Regions from separate parts of the Mus musculus genome. Here regions 1 and 2 are each linked to region 3. The links are chromatin loops, found by intact Hi-C in ENCODE. Cell type or tissue: gastrocnemius. All regions are shown on one strand. Links, peaks and the distances in the headings refer to the core of each region. The heading gives the core; the rest is flanking DNA.

Evidence for each region. A loop is a pair of places that touch in the nucleus more often than their neighbours do. Peaks named below come from ENCODE experiments on the same cell type or tissue, not always from the same donor. Only the 100,000 strongest peaks of a DNase experiment are listed, where the experiment ranks them.
Region 1: it touches region 3 in a loop (2.7-fold over the local background); 1 of 42 quality-filtered maps calls a loop at or near these places.
Region 2: a loop joins it to region 3, with 2.4 times the contacts of the local background. A loop is called at or near these places in 1 of 42 quality-filtered maps.

What each region holds. Positions count from the first base shown.
Region 1 is chr11:79,683,579-79,690,433 of GRCm38, forward strand. It overlaps Rab11fip4 (RAB11 family interacting protein 4 (class II)), which reads left to right. Exons shown (of 15, transcript NM_175543.3): 6 at 645-779; 7 at 1,023-1,058; 8 at 1,450-1,549; 9 at 1,808-1,911; 10 at 2,974-3,114; 11 at 6,037-6,118. Among named protein-coding and RNA genes, the nearest start is that of Rab11fip4os2, 12 kb to the left of the region's middle. In gastrocnemius, for the core only: a CTCF peak has its summit at 3,373 (motif pointing left); DNase peaks (open chromatin) are centred at 2,487 and 3,371.
Region 2 is chr11:79,620,994-79,627,848 of GRCm38, forward strand. The region is part of intron 3 of Rab11fip4 (RAB11 family interacting protein 4 (class II)); the gene reads left to right. It overlaps Rab11fip4os1 (RAB11 family interacting protein 4 (class II), opposite strand 1), which reads right to left and starts at 2,170. Exons shown (of 3, transcript NR_003283.1): 1 at 1,907-2,170. In gastrocnemius, for the core only: CTCF peaks have their summits at 4,057 and 4,265; DNase peaks (open chromatin) are centred at 3,512, 3,898 and 4,038.
Region 3 is chr11:79,959,293-79,966,147 of GRCm38, forward strand. It overlaps Utp6 (UTP6 small subunit processome component), which reads right to left and starts at 3,095. Exons shown (of 19, transcript NM_144826.3): 1 at 2,926-3,095; 2 at 1,455-1,539. The coding sequence starts at 3,017. In gastrocnemius, for the core only: a CTCF peak has its summit at 3,164; DNase peaks (open chromatin) are centred at 2,216 and 3,169; H3K4me3 peaks cover 1,913 bases; H3K27ac peaks cover 1,322 bases.

The sequences.
Region 1 (6,855 bases), core at 1,876-4,375, 280 kb before region 3:
TCAGAACCAGTCTAGCCTCGTCCCAGACAGGCAAAGAACATCCTTCCTCTGTCCAGGGCTACTGCCAGGCTCTACTGGCAGGCAGGGTGCCACCGTCTTACATCTGGTTGGGGCGGGGGTGGGGGTGGGTCACATAATAAAAGGGAAGCCTTTTATTTTGGAGAAGAAACAGTTAATTGGCCTGGGAGTCTGCAGACCCCTGTGAGGGAATGTCTATGTCACCTTGCCTCCTAGAACCTCAGTGTTCTAAGGACCTTTCAAGTGACCTTCTGTGGCTCCTTCCTGCCTGCCGGAGTCATTCCTTCCTGTGACCCTATCTGCTAATTGGTAGCACACATGCACACAAGCATACACATACACTCATACTCTCTCTCTCTCACACACACTCTCTCACATACACACACTCACATGCACTCACACGCACTCACACTCACTCACACACACACCTCTATCTCTGGCAGCCAAGGAAAAGGATGCTCTGGTTTATTTCCATTCCTCTGCCACAAAATAGAAATAAGAGCCTTGGGGAACTAGGTTGAGCAAGCTCAGTGAGGTGGGGCGGGGCACAGCCTGCCAGCAGCACAGAGAGTGACCTCCCCTGCCTGTCCAACCCCCCCCCCCCGCCCCCCCCCCCCCCGGTCCAGTGCGGGACAGACCCCAAGGAAGATGCGACATGCCTACAACAGCGAGCTGCTGGACGTGTACTGCTCTCAGTGCTGCAAGAAGATCAACCTGCTGAATGACCTGGAGGCCCGGCTGAAGAACCTGAAGGCCAACAGGTGAGGCCACAGCCAGAGGGGCAGGGCCAGGCGGGACCCATAGCACAAGGCCCATGTGCGGTCAGGTACAGCGTCCCTGCAGGGCTGCCCCTGGGGCGTTTCCTGCAGCACCTCACTGAGTGAGGTGTGATGAGTGATGTCCCTTCAGCCCATCATACCCGAGTGTCGGGCAGTGGGCAGGGTGTGGAAGTGTACTCATGACCCTCTGTTCAGTGACTGTGTCCCCCTTCTCTCTCTCTCCAGCCCCAACCGGAAGATCTCAAGCACAGCCTTTGGACGGTAAGACCCTCTTGGGAGACAGAGAGCTGAGTGCTTACCACTCAGAGACAGCAGAGGGGCGGAGCAGCCCCTTCCCGTGCCCTTGCCACCCTGTCCCCACTTAGTAGGATCAGCATCTTCAGATCCTCACTTCGTCAACCTTAGTGGGCCTTCTAGTGTGCCCATGGCTGTTTGTGTTACCCTTCCGCTCAGGACCGGGCTTGGGGAGCGCCCTGTCTACCATCCTTAGAGTAGAAGTCGTTTGGGTGGGAAGGTCAGGTGGTCAGGTGGAGGATTCCTCCTGTGACCTCTTTTCTGGCAGCCCCTGTACTGAAAACTCACCCAGCCCGTAGCCTGAGTTGGGGCCCAGGCTGTGGCAGACATGGCAGGCAGGTGCCCTCCACCCCCACAGGCAGCTCATGCACAACAGTAACTTCAGCAGCAGTAATGGCAGCACCGAGGACCTGTTCCGTGACAGCATCGACTCCTGTGACAATGACATCACAGAGAAGGTGGGCCCTGGCACTGTCTGCACGTTCCTGGGATGTGTGGGGGACCTGCTCCGGGCTGCTCTCTGGGGACTTGAACCCTATGCCCACCTAGGAGTCCAGGGCAAGAGGGGCTCTAATCACGTGGCCCTCCCTTCCTCTCAAAATATGAGCGTTCTTTTTTGCGTAGTCATTTGGAGATCCTTGTCGTGGGCTTTTCTAGATTCTCAGTTCCGTGCCTTCAAAAGCCTGTTGTACCCTGCCCCACCCTCCATGCTGCAGGTGAGCTTCCTGGAAAAAAAGGTAACAGAACTGGAGAACGACAGCCTGACGAGCGGGGGCCTGAAGAGCAAGCTGAAGCAAGAGAACATGCAGCTGGTGCACAGGTCTGGGGCACGGTGGCCCCGGGGAGCGCAGAGTGGGTCCCCAGTCTCTCCGGCTCTGAGCCACTTGGTCTAGATTCTAGACCTGCTAGATAACTCCCCTGGGTGTATAGCCCCAGGGCTTGTGACTCCCACCGAGTGAGAACAGCTGTTCTCAACCTGTGGGCTACAACCCCTGCAGGGATTTCATGTCAGATATCCTGTATATCAGATACTTACAATTTATAACAGTAGCAGAATTACACTTATAAAGTGTAAAATAATTTTATGGGTGCAGGGGGTGGGGAGGGGGGGAAGGTATTAGGAAGGTTGAGAGCCACTGGCTTAGAGTGCTAGGGCCTGACCTCCCTTCCCGGGGACATGCCCCTGTGGCAGGGAGTGGAAGGCAGGAGGGCCCAGGAGGCGCTGTGTGTGGCCAGATGGTGATGGAACGGATGGACAGCAGGGAGACTGGGAAGGACAGATAGCAGGGAGACTGGGAAGGATGCTTCCCATGCTGTCTGGCCTCCCAGATGCAAGAAACTTGGTAGACTTCTCTGTGCTGGGTCTGGTCCCACATGCTGGGTCCCCACATGGCCTTTTTGTATGCCCCAGCCCAGCCCGATGGAGGGACTGTGGACTGTTGGACTTCCGGTAGCCAGCATTGGGTTATCACTCCAGAGGGGCCTGACCTCTTCCTGGCTCTGGATTTCTTATGGCCATTTGCCAGGATGGACCTAAGTAATTGGAGTGGCTCTGGTCAGGAAGTCCATAGAAAAGAGAGGGTAAGAGTTGGAAGCCATTGGTGTAGCTGTGGCCAAGCCTGCTGCCTTCACTGTCTTCCGTGTGGCCTCGCTCCCCTCTGGAGCTTTTTCTCTAGATCTACTTCTCCCTGGAGTGTGATTGACACACTTCTTGTTAGATGTCACAGTGTCCCTAATTCACCTGTCAGCTAAGCTCAGGGCCCATAGGCCTGGGAACCCGCCACCATCACAGTGAGTGTGCTGAGGGCCTCGACAGGGCTCAGGCCCTTGTTCGATGGGACGAGAGTGCACCCCGACTGAACGCGTCTGCGCCCCACCTCAGGGTGCACGAGCTGGAGGAGATGGTGAAGGATCAGGAGACCACAGCGGAGCAGGCGCTGGAGGAGGAGGCCCGGCGACACCGTGAGGTCTACTGCAAGCTGGAGCGGGAAAAGAGCACAGAGCTGGAGCTGCTCAACACCAGGTGGGCACCAGGCGGGCACCAGGCCTCGTGCCTGCAGCGCCCCGCCCCTCTGCACCCCGAGGGTAGTGCTGCCCCCGAGGGTTTCCGGTAAAGCTGAGCCAATCGTCCTAGCATTTCTACTTAAGATACTATAAAATTGCACCGGCCAGTTCTTCAGGGAGTAGGCAGAGTGAAAGTTCATGGTAGCCATGGTGCTTGGGCAGAGGAAGCCACAGAGGAGGGTCAGAAGGCTGGGTCTCATAGCTAGGCCTGGAGCGCCCCCTGCTGTCAGATCGTCTCCTGAATTTGAGTGTGGGTAAGCTGAGCCTGTGGCCTCCTGCATACACCAGCATCTTCCTTGCTAGAACCCAAGTCAGAGGCTGGAAGAAGAGTACCGGCCCTGGTCACAGGGTTTCTGTCTGCTGTGTAACCCCGTCTATCCCCTTCTCTGCCTGCCCCACACCATGCATCGTGTGCTTTGTGATGAGGCTGTGGTCTTGTCACTGGCTGGGCGTGGTGGGGCCCCTGGAGGGACAGGCACTGTCCTGGTATTCCCCGGCCCAGGTGTTTAAGCAGAGATTGGTGAGGAGACCTCCCAACTCATGTGCCTGAGACTCCCCACCTTTCCCAACACCTTCTCAACCTTCCTAAGGCTGTGGACTCTTCACTACAGTGCCTCATGTTGTGACCTCCAACCATAAAATTATTATTTCGTTTGCTATTTCATAACTATAATTTTACCACCATGAAGAATTGTAATATGAATGTCTGATATGCAGGCTCTCTGATAAGGGACCCCCAGATTGAGAACCACGGCTTTCGAGGCTGTTATTTGCAATATGGCTCTGGGGCTGGAGTCCTAAGGGGCTGCTCACATTAAACACTCCTGTTTTAAATGACTACAGGCTCAAGAGAGGTGGCTGGGAACAGAGAGGTAGAGGAGAGAGGGCAGTGAACAGGGCCTGAAGCAGGAGCACAGAAGGTCAGGCTCTGAGGGTAATCTTACCTGCTGCCCTTCCCACAGCTCCTGGGGCGGTTCGTGTGCAGCCATGGATGGTACTTCCCATCATTGGCATACTCCCTCCTCACTTCCTTAGCCAGCTTCACACCTCTTAGCACGGAGGTCCAGACTCCTCCCTGGCCCTTGTCTGGAGGCCTTCCTAGGGTACCCAAGGCCTCATTAAGGTTGATAAAAGCTTCTCCAGAAAGAGGAGGCAGAAGCTGGGGCGAGGGCACTGCCAGAGTCAGATGTGGTTCTGTACATTCTGTAGCCATCTCACCTGCCTATAAAACCATCTGAGTGCCAGCCCCACTGGGTCACTGTAGGGCAGCTGTCTGGAATCACTCCATAGAGAATCATTGCCTCCGATCAGAGAAGCTGCCGTGAGCACTCCGAATTCCAGACGAGGGCTAGGGATGGAGAATAGAGAGCAGATATGGGCATAGCCTTAAGACTACAGATGCTAACGGGAGAGCCCTGTGCTTACCAGACATAGGACTATTCTCCTCCTCCTCCAAGAAGTGGCCTTCCTCGGTGTTTCATGAAGGATTTTGTGTATGTGCATGTGTGTTCACATGTGTGCATGTTGAAGGCCAGCTTTCAGAAATTTTTAGATTTTGAAATATATATTTATGCATACATACATCTTGGAGATAGGATCCTGTCTAAACATGACATTTCTCTTTCTTTTCCTTCCTCCCTCCCTCCCTCTCTCCCTCCCTCCCTCCCTCCCTCCCTCCTTCCTTCCCTCCCTTCCATTCTTTTTCTGAGACAGGGTCTCTCTGTGTAACCCTGGATGTCCTAGAACTCACTCTGTAGACCAGCTGGGTTCAGACTTAGAGGCCCACCTGCCTCTGCCTCTGAGTGCTGGGATTAAAGCCATACACAATCAAGCCTGGCTCCTTTGTTTTTTTGTTTTTTCTTTTTTTTTGTTGTTTTTTTTGGGTTTTTTTTTTTTTGTTTTTTTGAGACAGGGTTTCTCTGTATAGCCCTGGCTGTCCTGGAACTCACCCTGTAAACCAGGCTGGCCTCGAACTCAGAAATCCGCCTGCCTCTGCCTCCCGAGTGCTGGGATTAAAGGCGTGCGCCACCACACCCGGCTCCTTTGTTTTTAAAATAGCTGATGGTGCCAGGGGGATGGCTCAGTGGGTAAAGTGCCATACAGAATTCGCGTCTCCAGAACATACATAAAACCAAACACAGCAGTGTGTTCTGTAACCTTAGTGATCTGCAGCAGAGATTGGAGAACCCCCAGAAGTTGGAGGGTCAGCTGGTCTGGCAAACTAATAAAAGATTCTGTCTCAAATAATTTGAAAATTCTGTCAAACTCATTTTCAATGTGACCCATGTACACTACCCCCCCGTACATGCACAACACACTGAACTCACACACAGTTAAAAAGTAACTTAAGGACTGAAAGTAGTTTTATATATACACACACACACATATACATACATATATATATACACACACACATACATACATACATATATATATATATATACACACACACACACACACATACATACATACATACATACATATTTTTGAGACTGTCTCATGTTACTCTGGCCACCCTGGAACTCACTATGTAAACTATGCTGTTCTCGAGCTCAACAGAGATCTTCCTGCCTCTGTATCCCGAGTGCCAGAATTAAAGGCACTAATAATTCCGCACATGAAGCCATTTCATGGTATACAGGATTTTGGCTTGTGGTATCACGTTAGTGCTTAAAAAGCCTTGGATTTAGGAACATTTGGGATTTTTGGATCGGGGACGCTGGACCTGAGTTATCCTGTGAGACATTTTCTTACTCTTGTCTCCATTTTCTCTTGGGTGGTAGTTTCTTTCTCCTGGAAGCAGAGGCTGGTTGTCAGATGCCTCCTCTCTAAGGCCGTTTCTGCTCCAGAGTCTCTGAGCCATGCCATCTTTCTTTCCCAGGGTGCAGCAGTTGGAGGAAGAGAACACAGATCTGAGAACGACAGTGGCTCGACTCAAGTCACAGACCGAGAAGCTGGACGAGGTGAGCCGCAGGTCCCAGCAAGATCTGGGTTCACAGAGTGATGGCAGTCAGGGCTGGATCGCAGTCACAGGAGCCCTGACGTATTTCCCTACAGAGAAGACGTACCAGGGTATGGTAGCACACACCTGTGATCCCAGCACGCAGGCTGCAGAGAAAAGAGGGTCATCCTCTGCTACATCATCAACTTTGAGGCCGTCCTAGGGTACATGAGAGTTTTGTCTTAAAGATAAACAAAAGCAAGTTTATTAATTAAATAGGAAGGACAAGTGAATGACTTTCGTTTCTGAATTTACAAAATTTCAAGTTTTCTACTGTGGAAATTTAGCCTGCCTTAAAAAAAAAGATTTATTTATTATTTATATGTAAGTACACTGTAGCTGTCTTCAGACACTCCAGTAGAGGGCATCAGATGTCATTACAGATGGTTGTGAGCCACCATGTGGTTGCTGGGATTTAATTCAGGACCTTCATAAGAGCAGTCAGTGCTCTTAACAGCTGAGCCATCTCTCTAGCCCCCTAGCCTGTCTTATATACTGTAAATGCCTTACATTGTAGAATTCTCTTCTTGAAGAGGGTGGGCTTAGCTCCTGTTTGGACAGACAGCTTCTTCTCAACCTCTGTCTGACACTACTGAAGGACATCAGGGGCCTGGGACGTTTCCTGCTATGTTTCTAGAATGTCCCCATTTGCCACACTGAGGTCCTGCAGAGTGCAAGGGCCCTCTCAGGATGCCTGCC
Region 2 (6,855 bases), core at 2,870-5,369, 340 kb before region 3:
GTGATATTTCTGTGACCAGCACCATCATGGGGCACCTAGAAACACCCTAAGTCATCTCAGTGACATAAACTCGGGTGTGGGTACCAGGCAGTGGTTAGGCAGAAAAGCCACTCCTTTAGGGAAATAACAAGGCCTCCAGAGCTCTGTGCCTCTTTGCATCCTGCTGATGTGGTAAATGCCATGACCAGAACCAAGTTAGGGAGACCACAACCCAGTACCAGCAGTCGTTCAAGGCAGGGATCTGGAGGCAGGAAGTGAAGCCAAGGCCATGGAGGTACCCTGCTTGCTGGTGTGCTCTCTGCTTCTGTTGAGCTAGCTTGGGGACAGCTGCCCTGGACTGGACCCTCCACCATCAATAAATAATAAGCTGTCTCACAGTCGTGCCCACAGCTCAATCTGATGGAGGCAAATCTTCAGCCGAGGATGTCCATTCTTCCCAGGTGTGTCGGGCTGACAACCAAGAGCAGCCATCATAGAGACCACCTTCATTTTGTATTTGCATATATCCTTGGCTTTAGTTGACCTCTAGTCTCCCCACTCCCTCTGCTCCTCATACTCACAGAAAGGTTCCTAGTTACACGTGTTCCGTTATTGCCTCTGCCCATTTCCCTTAAGGCCTCTCTTGTCCCTCTCTAGTTTCCTGGCTTCTATACACATTAGCTTCCACATAAATGCACAGAGTGTGTGTGTGTGTGTGTGTGTGTGTGTGTGTGTGTGTGTGTGTGTGTGTTTTAATTTATTCTGCTGTTATCGCCAAATGATCTGTTTATAATGCATTGGACTGTTTGCAAGCACAGCTGTGTACCACAGAGACAGTTTAAGTTGCACTATCCACAGTCTCCAGGGAACCTTCCGGCTGGATGAGGACTCTTTTGGTTTCTCACCCAAGTCAGCTCCAAAACCCCTCTGGCTCTGGGTAGTCCCTCATCCTGAGGCCACCTCCCTGAGAAATGGAAGAAGGCTAGAGCCATAGTATTCTGCGTGGTGGTGTCCAACTGGGCTTCGGCAGGGAGGAAGCTATATGAGGTGTCTGGTAATGCTGAGGGTGGCCAAACAGACCGTGTCGGAGAAAGCTAAGGCACTATCAAGAGACAGAAGTGTATCAATTCAGTTGAAGATTGCAGTTATGCGGGCTGAGTATATCCTGGTGTTAGATTATTTACCTAGGTTCTCATAATTGAGCCTGATCAGATTGAGACATACTTGCAACAATGGTTCTCAACCTTCCTAGTACTAGGACCCTTTCCTCATGTTGTGGTGACACTCACATCCATGAGGTCATTTTATTGCTACTTTATAGCTGTAATTGTGTTACTGTTATGAATTGTCATGTAAATGCCTGATATACAGGATCTGATATGTGTCCCCAAAAGGGTCAGAACCCACAGGTAAGAAACACTGACTTAGAAGATTAGGAAAGGCCATTCAGGGTGGGTTGGGGAGGGTGTTTTCAGAGAGGGTTAACTAAAAGGAGATGTGCCCTGAATATACAGGCCCCGCCATCCTGTCAGACGGAATGAAAGGACAAGAAAGGGAAAAGTCGGTAGATCAGGTTCACCACCACCACCACCACCACCCTGCCCTTCCCCACCATGAGGTATGACGCTTCTACCACACATTCCTACTGCCGTGTTACTCTGTCTTACCTCAGTCTCCAAGCAATGGATCCCAGTGAGACTCTGAAACCATGAGCCAAGATAAGTTCGTCCTCCCTCCCTCCCTCCCTCCCTCCCTCCCTCCCTCTCTTCCTCGAGTCCTTCATTGACAACAGGACTAACACAAGATCTAGGGCAGGAACAGGACAGTGGGTTTTGTAAGGTGGGAACAGTAACGGATCTGGTCATTCAGAGATTCACCATCTGACGATGACTTAATTCTAATACAACAGGGTTTATTAAATACTGACCGGGGAGCTGGAGAGATGACTCAGAGGTTAAGAGCATTGGCTATTTCTCCAGACGTCCTGATTTCAATTCCCAGCAACCACATGGTGGCTCATAACTATCTATATTGAAGTCTTCTGGCTTGCAGGCATACATGTAGGCAGAATGCTGTATATATTATAAATAAATTAATTAAAAAAATATACTGGCCAAGACCATTCCTGAGACTCAAGCTCAGAGAATGGCCCCCGAATTCCATTAGTCAGGAGTTTATAAAGGCAAAACTCACGAGGCTACAAACTTCCTGCCTTTGTCCAACCAGGGGCAGGCATATATCCTGACGTACTTCCTGCCTATGTACCTCCTCCGCCTACCCATGATCAAGTGCATATCCTGTGCAGTTGGGGCAACCAAGCTTGTTTACAGAAGTGAAAATGTGTGGTTTGTTATCGTACATAAACTACAGCATTTCAGGAAGTTATCTGTCCTTGAGCAAGTGGACCTTACAGGTTACAGGCTTTTGTTTTGTTTTGTTTTGTTTTGTTTTGTTTTGTTTTTTAGAGACAGGGTTTCTCTGTGTAGCCCTGACTGTTCTGGAACTCCCTCTGTAGACCAGAACGCCCTCAAACTGAGAGAGATCCCCCTGCCTCTGCCTCCTGATTAAAGGCATGCACTACCCCCTGGTGAAGCATTTCTGCTTTATATTTCTCTTAAGCACAGTAATTTAAACTTAAAACATAGTGTTGCTATCACAGGAATAAAGAAACTGAATAACAGGAACAAAAAGCTGATTGGCCAGCATCAAACTGCTATTTTGAAAGGGTTAAGGTAGCAGGAGACTCCCTTACCGTACCAGCTAAGACCCTCCTGATTTCCACATAGCAGTTTAGTTTCCGTCTTAGTGGCACGAGACACTGTCATGAGCAAGGCTCTTTCTGTCCAGTCTGCTTAGTGCAGATGCCTGCTCCTCACAAAGGGAACCTGTAAATTTTGTCTAACAATTTGAAGATGACAGAGACTAAACGTCCAGCCGCTGTGGGGCCAGGGTACAAGTCTGGTTCCAGACTGTGCTCAGCTTGAGAACCGTTAGGGGTAGACCTGGATAACCAGGCTCCAAGTGTGTGTAAGGCCAGCGCTGAGGGCTCCAGAACTGTTTTACTGTGTCCGGTCCATGAATGCATTCAGGACCAATGGAACCAGACCTGGGACAGAGAACCCCCAATGTGGGGCTGACACTAAGTGGCCCTGGACTCTTTTTGGGCCCAGCCTTTGTGGAGGGTGCAGAATGAGTAGGCGGTACCGTCATTTAAAAATGGGATCCGCACCTCACTAAGGCCACTGACTACCCATACAACTTCAGCAAGTTCCCCTCAACATCTCAGAACCTCAGTTTTCTTGGCCAAAAAGCAGGACTTGCCCAGCCAGGCTAGGTCTGATTTAATGCAAGGACAAATCAGGGATCCACAATCATCCGAGTCTCTGCATCCCCTTCACCCTTGAGGTCCAATGTTTCAAAGACATGTCAAAACGAAGCTTGCAGTGAGAAGTTGGAGAACAGAGATGCACTGAGGCCAAGAACCCCAGGGGTACCCAGGAGCAGGGACATGTTCCATGGGCTCCAGCAGCTTCCGTGGCATCCGTACTGTCTCAACCACAGCCAGAAAAGATGGTGCATTTAGCAAAGAGGGGAAGTAGGCTCGGAGGACCTGACCCTCAAGAGGGAATTCTTTATAAGCAATGGTCTTGTTGTATTGTTTTCCCAAAATCCAGAGGTCCCAGAGAGGCAGAAAGACGGAGCCAGCAATCTCAACAACCTGGCTCTTCCCGTCTCCCCTGTAGGACTGTAGAATGTGACTGTGAGTGTTATGCCTCTTCCAGGAAGACAAACCTCTTCCCATCCTCCACACAGCTCTGGCCAGAGCACCCACTGAGGCTGTGTATTCCTAGGCATGGCAGGTGACTTGGTTTGGCTTAGTCAGATAGCTTGGTGGACATGGGCCAATTCCTGCCTGTGGGCTCCTGAGTGTCCCTGAGCCATCCAGGCAGAGTGAATCCTTAGAACTCACCGGAATCCCAGCTCCTGGAAGAGATGGAGCAAACCCATAGCTCATCAAAGTCAGAATTCCGAGGAAGCCAGCTAGAGGCAGATCCTAATGCTGTGGACCAGGCACCCAGCACCTTGCTGTGCTCCAGCTGTCCCCTAGAGGTCAGTGTGGGACCAAGAAGCCAGCCAGATTCTGGTTCTTGTGGGGGGGGGGGGGGTTGCAGTGTGTCTCCAGGGAGTACAGATCTGAGCCTGGGATTGAGGAGGTAGAGAATGGCACACAGCTGGATGTCAGGACTGCAGCTGAGCGCCCTCAGTGGAGGGACGTGAACCCTTCAGGGTGTGGATGTCACTTGCAGCTTGTGGCTTGTTGGGAGTCACCTTGAGACTATAAAGTGCTTTCCTGTTGGCTGTAGGATACATAGGCTTCTGCATCTGTTCCTCTTCCAGGTCCCATGGAGGCCGGTGCTGGGCACCACAGGCCTGGGCAAGTCCACTCTGGATGTTTATTTAACCATTCCTGTGCAGCACTAGATGCTGACTGTGGGGCATACCCTTGTCCCCAGAGCCTGGCACACCTGTTGGGGAAAGTGTCACTGTGTGTTGCTACATGTGCTGTTGACCATATTTCTCAGTTCAGGAAATGTTGGTCTGGTGAGAGGATGCCAGAAGATATCCAGGGATGGTGTCTCCAGGACAAGCTTCCACCACCACCACCCCCAAATACCACTCCCCAGTCTGCTCCAAGGGCTGCCTACTGGCTTCCCTTTTGTGTGGCCCCCCAGTCCCTATGGTAATGAGAGCTGTGGAGGAATGGGCCCATGGGCATCAAAGCAAGGGCATGCTGGCTAGGGGCTGTGGCCACCCATGTCAAGCAGTGAGGCAAAGCCTAACTATGAGAATCTGGGTACCTGGTCATCCACCTATGTGGGAAGATTAATAGGGAACCCATCAAACCAGAAGGCAGCAGGTCACCTGCTCCTGCTGTGTGGCTGCCAGTGTAAGAATCTAATGTTACCATCCATCTAAAGATGCCCAGGTCAAAGAGTCACCCGTGGTACCCTTATACGCTGCAGCCTCCCCTCCTGTGCTCTTCATAATTCTCTTTGTCACAGCTGCTGTCTCCCCAGCCTCCTAGTTCCCCACTGTTCTCTCTCCGGAACCCCCACCACAGCCACAGCAAGTGTCCCTCCCCCCAGGAGGTGAAGTAGAACCTGGGGTCCCACCTGCTTCTCACTGTAGCATGTCTCACACCCTAAAACTTGTGACGTCAAATCTCTCCTAGTTTGTTTAATTTTATTGTGTCAACATGCATGTGTATAGTAGAGGCCAAAAGAGGACATGCAGTGCTGCCTCTATCTCCCTGTTATCCCTTTGAGGCAGGGTCGCTCGCTGAACCTGGGGTCACCGGTGTGGCTGGGATTGTGTCCAGTCTGTTCCATGGGTGTTAGCATCTAAGAGCTGAACCCAGACCTCATGCTTGAACAGCAAGCACTCCCCACCGATGACCGATCTCTCCCCCTCCCATCTACTTACATTATGGGAAAGCCGTGTTCTGTCTCGGTTCTGGGCCTTTGTGATGTTTGTCTTTCTTCTGGGCCATCTGTTCTGCCCACTGATTGTCACAGGCTGTCTGGCATTTCTTTCTCTGGGTCCCCTTTGCTCCACCCTAGAGAAGGATCTGCGCTGGGCCTCCTGGAGGCCTGGGAGCCATCACTGCTCAGTCTTACTCTCCAGAAGGTTCCATTGTACTGTGGGAGGCAGTGATGACAGTGGCAGAGCCCCTTTGAGCTCCTCTCCTTCACAGCAGGCAGCACCTGTGTCCTCGGGGTTTCTCTAAGCATCTAGAAGACTAGATATCTTGTTGCTATTATTGCTTGGAGACAGGGTCTCACTCTGCTTCTACCAGTTTTTGAACTCAGTGTGAAGCCCAGGCTGTCCTAGCACTCACTATGTAGCCCAGGCTGGCCTTGAAATAACAGTCACCCTTCTGCCTCAATCTCCCAATCCTGGTATTATAGACACGAGCCACCAATCCAGCTTAATATACATCTTTCGAGCTAGAGAGATGGTTCAGTGGTTAGAGCACTGGTGGCACTTCCAGAGGATCCAGATTTGGTTTCCAGCACCCACATGACAGCTCACAACTATCTCTAACCTCAGTCCCGGACAATCCAGTGTCCTCTTCCTACCTCTGTGGCCACTGCACGCATGTGGTGCACATGTAAACATATAGGCAAAACATATAAAATAAAATTTTTCAAAGTAGATTTTTAATAGTTTTGCATTTTTTGTTTTTAATATAAGAAGCCAAGAAGACTGTACTAATTATATTTTACCAACTATACCAAAACTGTATAATATACAAGTACTGTTTACTCCCCGTCCCCAAACCTTGATATCCTGCAGTCTCCTCCTCCCGGCTTTCTCCCTCCCTTGTTCCACCAAGAACAACTCATTACCGCTTGTTATTCTGTAGTGTTGACACATATACTTTGCTATAATCTTGAGAAGTAACAAATGCCATGCAGTAATCATGCTTGTGCCTTAGTCTGTCCCCTGACAGTAGCCAAATACTCTGCAAAGCTACAGTAAGCAAAGAGGCGTGGCCCTGTCATGAGAATGGGCAGCCAGCGCAATAGAGCAGAACAGAGAGCCCAGAAATAAGTCCACATATTGGCAGCCAACCTCGCCTTTGACAAAGGTGGAAAGAGAAGTGACTCTGTTTTATGACGCTGAGAAAATTGGATAGCAAATACAGAAAAAAAGAAGAGTAGACCTCTGCCCCTCATCTCAGATGGATTAAAGACTTGATTGAAAGCAGAGAGACACAGATGGAGAAATTTGAGCCTATCAAGAATTTTTTATAAATAAAGTTTTATTAGAATACAAGCATGTCCGTTTGATAAATGCGTTCTCACCCTAACC
Region 3 (6,855 bases), core at 2,132-4,631:
CCCTGAAAATTCACCTTAGTTCCATAAAATTTACATACACACACACACACACACACACACATACATCTATAGTAAGAGTCTTGTAGGCAGCTAAGAAGCAAAGACAACACATTACTTAGTAGCATGAGATTTTGTAAGATTTATAATATTAATCCAACTTCCTACTTAAAGCAGCATGTTCTAATTTTCAATTTAAAAATTAAAAAAAAATCTAAGTCAGGAATTGTGGCACAAATCTATACCTCAGAGGCTAAGGCTGGAGGAGGGGCGAAGTTCAAGGCGCTAGTGAAGTATGTCAAAACCGGGCATGGTGATGCACGCCTTTAATCCCAGCACTTGGAAGGCAGAGGCAGGCGAATTTCTGAGTTCGAGGCCAGCCTGGTCTACAGAGTGAGTTCCAGGACAGCCAGGGCTACACAGAGAAACCCTGCCTCGAAAAAAAAAAATCTGTCTCTACTCACTTTCTGAGTAGTGTATCTAAAAGTCTGTACCGCCATGCCTCCTGCCTCAGATTCTAAGTGCAAGCCATCAGATCCAGCAAAGCTTTAAGTCTTATGTTTTTGTTTTGATTTTTGTGAGACAAGTCTCACTGTGTATCCAGGCTGATCTCAAACTCAAGATCCTCCTGCCTCAGCCTCATTAAGCGTTAGGATTCTAGGCAGCACCATCATGGCTAACATCCTACCTTTCTGGGGACTGAAGCGATGGCTCAGTGGCTATAATTCCAAAAGGGGGGGAGTTCAGTCCCCCGAACCCACATTCACAACCATCTGTAACACTTCCAGACCCAACACTCTCTTGGGGCCTCTGCAGATATTTTTTTTCATCTTTCTGGTCTGACTCTGTACATAGTAGCCATTCTCCCTCCTTTGACAATTCATCCTATATGTTTAATCTCAACATCAATCTCTTGTCCATTTAGAAGATGGAAAAAATCTCAAAGCAAACCTCTTTTGCAGGTTGACAGTGCTAAGCAAGCCCTCTACAGACCTTCCAACCGCCTGCCGTTGTCAAACTCCTCTAGCAGGCCCACTGCCAGAAGACAAGTTTCCTGCTAAAATCCTGATACACAATGATGTTGCTGATCTACTGACCCAACAGGAGGAAATAGTTCACTCTGACAAGGACCAAGCCTTATTGGGCAATTGCCCTCCACACAGTCATCTCTGATCCTAATTTTAAAAAACGTGCACACAATCATAGAATTCTGGATTTCTGTAGAAAACTGCTGTGAAGCTCACCACTGTCTGATTTAAAATTCTTGAAGGGAGCTGGGCGTGGTGGCGCACGCCTTTAGTCCCAGCACTTGGGAGGTAGAGGCAGGTGGATTTCTGAGTTCGAGGCCGGCCTGGTCTACAAAGTGAGTTCCAGGGCTACACAGAGAAATCCTGTCTCGAAAAACCAAAAAAAAAAAAAATTCTTGAAGGGAATTAAAAAGCTATAGACTCACTCACTTGAACATAGTTGATAAAGTCTTCCTTGAGAAGGGTTCTCCGATGTATTTTGTATTCTAGGTCGGAAGCCTTCTTGATGATAGCCCTGCAGAGAGAGCAAATTACACTGTGACATTTGAGAGGTTAAATGTGATTTTTATTTGGGATATACCGAAAACGGACATTTAACAGGAACATCTAGTTCCTGAACACAGTTATCTTCCACAGGCAAAGCACGCATTCTCTTACACACTTACTCTATGCTGTTACACACTTACTCTATGCTGTTAAGAACATCCACATACAGTTTTAAACTTTCAGGAAAATCACCTCAGTTGCCAAGATCATTACTGTTCCCACCAGCAAAGTAAATAATGCCTAATGCTTTTTATTATTTATACATACTAACAAAGATTTCTCCTCCAAATTTAGGCTACTTAGGGGCTTGTCTTGGGGTGTGTGTGTGTGTGTGTGTGTGTGTATGTATACATTCTCTAGAATCAAACTCAAGGCGTTGGCATGCTAAGCAAGCACTCTGCAATGCTCTTAGCTTCAATGCTTAGGTTTTTGTTAACCAAATCTCTATCCTAAAATCTTGGGTCTATTTTCAGCATGTAAATTCTTAAAACCTAAATTGTCTCTAACTAAATATTACGACAAAGGAGTGAGCATACATGTGTTCTAAGAAAAACAGAATACTCAAGACAATATTTAAGAATGGTAACACATTTAGCACCGCGCCCCCCTTGTTTTTCCAGACAGGTAGCACTCACAGGGATCCGCCCACCTCTGCCTCCCAAGTCCTGGGATTGAAGGCCGGTGCCCTGACTCCGGGCAACATTTAGCACTTTCTAAGCGTCCTCGCGGTGTTTCCTAACGTTTTTCTTTGCGGATCCTACACTCACACTACTACTGCACTTTTATCTAGAGTCATAGAAAAGTAAACTGTTACAGAAAATCACTAAAAGTAACTGATTTTACCAAATTACCAAATGCCAACTATATTCCGTGCCCTGTGGCAGAGCGCTAAAGAAGCATAGGAAATGAATTGAATGGTCTTCAGTCTATAAGTTTAGTTAGGGAGACCTACCCACTCCCCCTGGGCTTCCGTGGCGCTGTACTCGACTATCTAAAGCTGTATACCCCAAACTTTTAAACTATAACCATTTTCTAATCGGAATTCTCCCGCCATTCACACTGCCCAGTATCCTTGACGGGCTAGGATCCTGGCTGGATCACCTTTACGGCCGCAAGACCCTGACCATTGGATGACGGTCAGTAGGAAGGGTAAACGGACTGATTATGGATCGCATTGCAATACGTTAAAGTTGAATTCTGACCGTGGTCAAATTCCAGCCACGGACTTTTCCCTCTGCTAGCATGGTAGCTACAAACAAACTCAGAAAAGTCAGCACGCCGGTCCCCGCCACACACTGGCCTCAAGCTCCCCTCCGGCCTCCCCGCTCCTTCCTCTTCCCTGATCCTCTCTCACTTAATCTCCGCGTGACTGAAGAGTCCGATGCGCTCCAGCTGTTCCAACTCCGGGATTCGATCTTCTATACGTTCCTGAATTATCTCCGCCATGAGGCTGGAACTTCACAAGCAGCCGGGCGGCCGATAAGCGTAGAGAACAGCCACCTTTCAGCCTCACTCTTAGTGATTGACTGAACGTGCTTCGTAAGTCCCGCCTTTTCCGCTTCCGCCATTGGGGAGCCCCTCTTTTCTAGCGAAGCCGCTGTCGCCTCCCTGTGGTTGACTATAGGATTGCAGCAAGAACCTTTTCCGGTCTGGGAATGCATCTTTTGCGGGGGCGGGGCTGGGGGCGGGGCTAAATCCTCGCGCCTCGGAGACCGGAAAAAGCTCCTCCCGGAATACCTGATAGGAGCTTTAAGTACGCTACCTGGAAGTCATTTGTTTTTATCATGCTCCTGTCGCAGGTTCTCGCTTCTCGTCACCGAGAACACTGAAAACTAAAAAATGTAACTGAAGACGATATTGTTAATTATGCAAATTCGATGAGGCTCTAAGGCTGCGGACCAGCTGCCCTGGTCTTAGTCGGCTGGCTTCACGAAACCAGTATGGTAACCGTGCATTTTCACGTCCCAATGAAAGCCTCTGAATGGTTGGTTCTTTTTAAAATGGTGAGAAAAAATGTATTATTTAAATAATTAGGGCCATCGTGCTACCTAGCCTGGCAACCTAAATTCGGTAGAAGGAGAGCACTGACTCCTGCAAATTATCCTCTGATCTCAACACGCGTTCTATGGCGCGTGTGCCCGCCCACGTGAATACACACACGGTTTTTAAATTAAAAATAAATATCTTGACCTATGTAGACAAAATACTTCAAAATTTTAGGCACTGGATAAATAGCAGAAACTGTCATTTGTTTTAGAAAACAATGAAAAGTTTGAAAGTTGGTGAAATAGATCAATATTTACACAGATCTTCCTTACAACATTGTCCAAGCAAATTAGTGTTTCTAAGAGATCCACCTTGGAAGCAACATTGCTGTATAATTACTACCACCTTAAAAAAAAAATCTGTGGTTCCCTTCTCTGTTAAGTTCTGGAAGATGATAAAAAGCCAAAGCAGGGCTTCTTGCTAGACCTGTTATTAGAACACTCACGTCGTTACCCCGGTCTTCTACGTGATTTATGAGAGGGAACTAGACTTCATAGTCACCCAGAGCCACCCAGCTCCTTGCTTTCCTTCCCTTTCTGTTTCACATCTTGTCCCACTGGCCTCAGAACTGACACAAAGGTCAATGTGAGCTTCATCACTTCCCAGCCCTTTCAGATCTAAGATCTGAGACATGGAAGGAAATCATGTATGTAAATTAAAGATGCAGTTTCCTTGTAATAGTAACGCAGGACTTGTTGTTATTAGTCAGAATGGGGATGACTGTGAACAGCAAGTCCAGTGTGGGCAGGAAGCTTGTAATAATAAAAAAAAAAATCAACAAATAAATGCGCAAGTGTAAGGCATTTATAACGTTTCTTTAAGTTCAAGGAAGTCAACAAGCCTGACAGATTGTAATCCTTCCTTTCCAGACAAATTTGACAGAGAGTAATGAGCTAACTACAGTTCTTTGTTGTTTTTTTTTTTTTTGGTTTTTTTTTTTTTTGCTAACTACAGTTCTCAACTGTGCTCTCCACTGTTGTTTTGATATTTAGCTGTTATACTTATCTTGCCTTAAGAATTACTATAATAAAAATGACAAAATCGTCTCTTCACCTCAGCCTGTCATAATAACAGCTGTCTCACTATGTGCCCAGTACTATGAGCAAGGCTGTGATCTTCATGTGAATCACATGAATGTTTTATTTTTGGTTGTGAGCCTAGCCTTTACAGGCTGAGCCATCTCTCCAGCCCAGTGTTTTATTCATTTAGCTGACCCTGGTGGTGAACACCTTTAATCCCAGCATTTGGGAGGCAGAGGCAGGTGGCCATCTTTGTTTGGTTGTTTGTTTGGTTTGGTTTGGTTTTTGAGATAGTGAATCTCTTATGCATACCAGGCTGTCTTGGAACTCTCTCTGTAGACCAGGCTGGCCTCTTATTCAGAGATCCATTTACCTCTGCCTCCCCAGTGCTGAGATAAAGGCATGCAATATCACACACAACTCTATTTTGTATCATCATCATCACCATTATATCAACCTAAGAAGGCTGAAAACACCTACTAAGGAATGGGGATGGGAGGGGACATCTAGTTCAGTGGGCTAGTGATAGAACACAGACAGTCCTAAGCTCAATCCTCAGAAACAGTTCACCCCCCCGGAAAAAAAAAAAGGAAAGAAGAAAAGGAAAAATTACCAGCCTTCGTCTCTAAAACACATTTACATGAAGTTTGCATTTTATTTCACATAACTCACTAGTATAGCTTTACACTCCTGATCCTGATCAGCCAGAATCTCCCATGTGCTGGCACTGTGGGCCACTGTGCTTGGCTTTTATTTGTTTGTTTGATTGTGTGTGTGTGTGTGTGTGTGTGTGTGTGTGTGTATTATATGTATGTATGTATTGCATACATCTATGTATTTGCACCACTCATGTGTCGTGTCTAATGCCCAAATCAGAAGAAGGTGGCAGGTACCCTAGGACTAGTTGCAGATGTTTGTGAGTTGCCACGTGGGAAGTCCTCTGTAAGAGCAGCAGGGTCTTAACCACACTGAGCCATCTCTCCAGCTCCCGTGTGCTTGGCTTTTTAAGTAGTTGTTTTGTTTGTTTTAATCTGTTGTGTGTATGACGTGTGTATGATATGTGTTGGTGTGTATGTGTGTTAGTGTGTATGATATGTGTATAATGTGTATATGATGTGTGTTTGTGTGTATGATGTATGTCTCTGTGACTGAATGATGTGAGTTTGTATGAGTGTGTGGACCCACGGGACAATGTTGGGTGTTGAGCCCTGCCTTCCACTTTCTCCCAGTTGATGCTTGAAGCAAACAACCTGGCCCTTGAGTTTCCTGGGATTCTCCTGTCTGCACTCCTGGAGAACCTGGGTGACAGGTGGGTGCTTTACATGAATTCTAGGGATTCCAGTTTCTGGGGATCCAAACGCTGATGCTCATACTTGTATGGTAAGTACTTTAACCACAGAACCAGCTCCCAAGTCAAGTGGTTATTGTAATATAGAGTTTCATGATCCCTGTCTCAATGACCAAGAAAGAGAGAGGCCAGAAAGATGGATTCTGATCACCTACAACCTTCAAGGAACAGTTCATCCCCATTTTGGTGCTGATGAGCCAGTTTGGAAAACAGCAAACTGCCTTCTGCTAAGATCCTGAGACAATCTCACAAGAATCCCACCATAGGAACACTAACCAGAAGTTAAAACGTCCACTCCTGCCTTTAACACATTTGGATGTATACTTGAAAGTAAAGTTGAACTTATCCTTGGGTTGGTCACATTGTACAGCCGAAGACAAAGTTCATAGAGGGCTCAATGGCTCGAAATAGCAAAGAAAGAAATGTTAGTCTCCTCCAGCCCTCATCATTATTTGAAAAAAGAAAAATACCTAATTACAGACACAATGACAGACAGGCAAAGCACCTGGAGTCCCATCCCCCCAAGCTGTTCAAAGTTCCCGTGCCTGCTTCTCCCACACAGAGAGCCCCGAAGGACTTCAAAGTCAGGCATAAATGATAGACACAGACAAGTCTTTGATGCCTAAAAACTGCAGAGCCCTCAGGTTGATTCCTCAGTGGAACATCTACACCTTTCAATGGTATCTAGCGACGTGGAAAACAAAAGCGTCAAAGTTTTGGGTGACATCGTTACACACATTAAAATATTTGGAACCAGTAACTCTCCATTTCTTTTTCTATTATCTACAGCTCCCTTTGCTCCACAAACGGCACTGGATAGTAAATTACTTCTGGCACTCAGCCTTGTCAGCTTGCCAGACTTCAACTGGAG